2 separate regions of the Homo sapiens genome follow, and region 1 is linked to region 2. The links are chromatin loops, found by intact Hi-C in ENCODE. Cell type or tissue: heart right ventricle. All regions are shown on one strand.

Region 1 (2,500 bases), 310 kb before region 2:
GTCATGAGCCCTAGCTGGAATTCCTTGGGGCTACTGTACTGTCTTTGGGATGGGAGGCAGTCCTGGCCACCCCCACATCAGGCATCATTCATTCTGGTGTTCTATCATAATCATGGTTCATATACTTTCCATGTCTTTTCTTTGACTGTGGATGAAGGGTCTCTTCCCTGTTTTATTTTGGAAGTCCAATTAGCTGGACCTGCTACCCTCCTGTATAGGAGCCCTGCTTACTACAGCTTCCACCCCAGGCCACTTCACAGGCTTCTGGCTGACCCTAGATGGCTGCTCAGGGAGAGTGGTGAGGTCACATGGCACCGAGCTTGCATGGGGAGCCTTTGTGCTTCCCAGAAGGGGAGTCGATGGCAGGCAAATGTCTGGTCTGGCCTGTGGTTCTGTTCTGCGTGTTCCAGCCCTTAGGAGCTCACTAAATAGCAGCTGGGCCAGGCGCAGTGGCTCACATCTGTAGTCCCAGCACTTTTGGAGGCTGAGGCCAGAGGATTGCTTAGGGCCAGGAATTTGAGACCAGCATGGGAAACAGCTCAAGTGATCCACCTACCTAGGTCTCTCAAAGTGCTGGGATTATAGGCATGAGCCACCATGCCCAGGTGGCTGTTATAGTACATTGTGTTTTATCATTGGTAAAACTGTTTTTAAATTTTGTAATATCTTTTCTTAGGTATTTTAGATGAAATATTAAGTTTGGTTGTTCCATAGCATTCCTTCAATATCTTTTATATGATATCTATTGGGGAATAGAGAAGCCTCATCTCTATTAAAAAATAAAATTAGGCCTGGCATGTTGGCTCACGCCTGTAATCCCAGCACTTTGGGAGGCCAAGGCAGGTGGATCACGAGGTCAGGAGTTCAAGACCAGTCTGGTCAACATGGTGAAACCCCGTCTCTACTAAAAATACATAAATTAGCAGGGTGCAGTGGTGGGCGCCTGTAGTCCCAGCTACTCAGGAGGCTGAGGCAGAAGAATCACTTGAACCCAGGAAGTGGAGGTTGCAGTGAGCCGAGATCTTGCCACTACACTCTAGCCTGGGTGACAGAGCGAGACTCCGTCTCAAAAAAATTAAATTAAATTTAATTTAAATTAAAAAGAAAAAAAAAAGACCAGTTGTGGTGGCTCATGCCTGTAATCCCAGCACTTTGGAAGGCCAAGGTGGGCGGATCATTTGAGGCCAGGAGTTCGAGACGAGCCTGGCCAACATGGTGAAACCTGGTCTCTACTAGAAATACAAAAATTGGCCCGGCGTGGTGACACACACCTGTAATCCCAGCTACTCGGGAGGCTGAGACACAATAATCGCTTGAACCCGGGAGGTGGAGGCTGCAGTGAGCCAAGGTCGCACCACTGCGCTCCAGCCAGGGCAACAGAACGAAACTCTGTCCGTCTCAAACAAGGACAACAAAAAAGCAGCTGAAATGTCAAAAACCCTTTTTTTGTCTGGCTATGACTCAAAGTCCCCACTAGAGGGCAGGAAACTTACATTTAAGATGGATTTTATGTTCTAAAGGTTAATAAACTGGATAAATGATAATGATTATTGAAATCATAGTCATAGGTAACAATTGTCGCACACTTTCTAAGATCCAGGCACTCCTCTAAGCACTTTATATGCATTATAGTATTTAAGTTATTTACTGTATTCTCTTTACCTACTTCTTACCATAAATTGTAGCCATGCAATTATCAGTTAACTTGCTCTTCACTTCTGTCCCCACCACTGGACTGGAAGTTCCATGAGGATAGTGTCTGTTTTATTCACTATTCTATACTTAGTACTGTGTCTGGAATATTGTAGTGGCTGAATAAGTACTTGTTGAATGAATAAAAGAATCCTGACTTCAAAACCAAAAGATGGGGGCTGTTTTTTTTTATTTGTTTATTTTTTAGTTTCTGGGACAGGGTCTAACTCTGTCTCCCAGGCTGAAGGGCAGTGGCACAGTCATGGCTCACTGCAGCCTCAGCCTCCTGAGCTCAAGCGATCCTCCCAAGCAGCTGAGACTATAGGTGCACACCACCATGTCCGACTAATTTTTGTATTTTTTGTAGAGAGGGGTTTTGCCATGTTGCATAGGTTGCTCTTAAACTCCTGGGCTCAAGTGATCCACCTACCTCGGTCTCTCAAAGTGCTGGGATTATAGGCATGAGCCACCACGCCCAGGTGGCTGTTATAGTACATTGTGTTTTGTCATTGGTAAAACTGTTTTTAAATTTTGTAATATCTGTTCTTAGGTATTTTAGATGAATTATTAAATTTGATTGTCCCATAGTGTTCCTTCAATATCTTTTATAGGATATCTATTGGGGAAATCTCTGTTCTTTTGTAGAAAATTGACAGGCATTGTCAAACTAAAATAAATAAGGACCTCCTTATAGATTAAGAGCTAATTTATTATCTTGGTAATGGGTATTGTAATTATCCGGAGGAATTTGTGGATTTATATTCAACAAACGCTGACCTCATGCCAGACACTGTTCTAAAGACTGCAT
Region 2 (2,500 bases):
TGCCTCTTCCCGCTGGCTTGGCTTATGTGAAATCAGCACCGGCCACCTCTGTGTTCAGCAGAGGTCCCACCCCTGAAGTTGTCCTACCACATCCATCATTTCTAAATCCTGAGACTAAGGGAGAATTACCTGCTGAAAGCACACAGCAACTTCCCTGGAACCCTCAGCTATAAGAGAGTTCAAGACAGACTAGATTTGTTTTAGAAATAGTACAGGCATCTCGGTATGAGACGTCTCATGCAGAGGCAATGACCTGGGACCTGCATAAATGTTTTCATGTGAATGAATGAATGATCACAAGCCTCCTGAGCACATAAGAAAATTATATTCCCATGAAACCCAAGTCATAATAATAATAACAACATTTGTGTAATGCTTTAGAGTTTACAACATCCTTTCACAGCAATTAGGGATTATTTTATTCCCATGTTATAGGTAAGAAAATTGACAGGAAGGCAAAAGGGAATCTAAACACCTTTCATGCTGCAATCTGATTTTCTCCTCAATCTATAAAATGGTTATAATGATGCATATGGAATACCTACATCAAAGTTATGAAGCTTAAATGAGCTAATGTTTAAAATACCTCAGAACACTGCCCGCCTCCATGGAGCAAGTACTATTCAAATGTTTGTGCTTCCTTTCTCTTCCAGTGCTTTAAAAAAATTTAATTTAGAAACAAGTCTGTTAAATACAGCATTTATAAGATAAACCAAAGCATACTATTTAATAGAATAAATTCAAATTCATCTTAATATGTGCTTTGTGGCCCACAATATTCAGGAATATCTGTAGATTCTGATGTTAAACTGATTTTCCAGAGAATGAGAATACATTCTATCATTTGAATGCCAGAAGGAAAACTAAAGTGTTGATTATTGGCTTCAAGGATGGTAAAAGTTAAGATTGTGTATGCACATGTGTGTCTACATGTAAAAAAAAAAAAAAAAATCCAGAAAATCTGATGCAAGTTCGCTATGTGGGAGCGGCTTATGTGCACATGGAGGGCCATCTAGTGGCAGGTGAAGTCATAGTTCCCTAACTGAGGTAGCACATGTGGGAATTTAGGTAAAGCTGGGAGGAGACAGCTGTGATTCTGCTGATTTGGTATTGTGTACTTAGGAGGAGAAAGTTCATTAAATGTCCACAACACTGAACTCCTTGTTCCCTTGTTGTTTTCAAAGGAACAGTGCACTTGCCCTTAATGCTGTGTGCAAAAATATCCAGCTAAGCCATGTAACCCAGGAACAGGGAGAAAAAGTGGTTGGGAAGGTCCAGGGATTCGGGCCTTCTAGAAGTAGTGGGCCTATGTGAACCATCTTCATTGAGATCATCACTTTAGAGGGGGCACCTAATAAATGGGTTGCAGTAAGTGTCCCCAAAGATCAATTATGAACAACCCAACCAGTGGCCCTGTGGTCCAGTATGGCCAACCCCTCCCGGTACGCATATCCTCCCTGCCACCAAAGGCCAGTCTCGGTGCTGATGTGAACCCCAAGGCTCATGGCTCTCCTGCTTCTGAAAAGCAGCAGCAAGACCCCGCACAGCATGCTCCTGCAAAGTGCTCTTCCTCCCTGCGGCTGGCTCACCATGCTTCTCCGGCATGTGTGTCCCAGGCCCTTTGCTCAAGAGCAGCTCTTTCACCCGTGCATCTGGTAACCCAGTGACCTGGGCCAGGAGTGATATCTGGCTCATGAGCTCAAGCAGAAAAAGGTGTCCATGAAATCTCTGAGGCTCCAGAGACTGGGGCCTCTGTCATCTCAGCAATGCCAGAAACCAACACAAGGACCTACATAAAGTAGACCTGGGTATCTGTGGGACTGAGTGAGAACTGAGTAGGGACCGGCACTTATGGGCATGCACACTTGCTCCTTCATGTTCTCTTCTCACTTGGACCAGAAGGGCATAGATGTGTTCCACATGGACAGGGAATTCCTCCCAGAGCAGGCGTCGGTCATATGTATCTTTGGATTTCCAAAGTCCAAGCAGGGCCAAGGGCACAGTAAATGTCTGGAAACTGACAGTTAGACTCTGTCATGTGGCCATGAGGTCCTCTACTCTAAAAGCTAACTGAGAAGTGGCCAAGGCACTGAATACATTCATCAATGCATTCCACCTTTCAACGCATTGAATTCAACAGAAGTAGCACTTACAAAAGAAGTCAATGCTGACACATCTCACCTAACAAAGTGCCACTAGAAGGGCTTCCTGGAGTATCCAGCTACTTTTACTTCATTACAATGATGGCTCACTGTATGGCCTTTCAGGGGCTCAGTAAATTGAGGGATGGCTGAATTGACGTCATAATGAAAGAATGCTGCTGTTCTGATTATATCCCTCCCATGCTCCCATGGAGGCTCTGCCTCTGGCCAGAGAGAAACGGGAGCCACAGAGGACAAGCTCTCTGATGCTGTAAGGAGAGAAAGATGAAAGGGTGCTATAGAAGCTGGGAACTCACTATGCGCTAGGCACTGATGAGACACTTTACATATATTAACTT

What was found. A loop is a pair of places that touch in the nucleus more often than their neighbours do. Peaks named below come from ENCODE experiments on the same cell type or tissue, not always from the same donor. Only the 100,000 strongest peaks of a DNase experiment are listed, where the experiment ranks them.
Region 1: it touches region 2 in a loop (10-fold over the local background); 60 of 110 quality-filtered maps call a loop at or near these places.

The regions. Positions count from the first base shown.
Region 1 is chr9:110,216,809-110,219,308 of GRCh38, reverse strand. No RefSeq gene overlaps it. Among named protein-coding and RNA genes, the nearest start is that of C9orf152, 9.9 kb to the right of the region's middle. In heart right ventricle, CTCF peaks have their summits at 1,267 and 1,466 (motif pointing right); no DNase peak of the experiment used is centred here.
Region 2 is chr9:109,902,244-109,904,743 of GRCh38, reverse strand. The region is part of intron 3 of PALM2AKAP2 (PALM2 and AKAP2 fusion); the gene reads right to left. Among named protein-coding and RNA genes, the nearest start is that of PALM2AKAP2, 120 kb to the right of the region's middle. In heart right ventricle, CTCF peaks have their summits at 813 and 1,023 (motif pointing left); a DNase peak (open chromatin) is centred at 1,013; H3K27ac peaks cover 1,351 bases.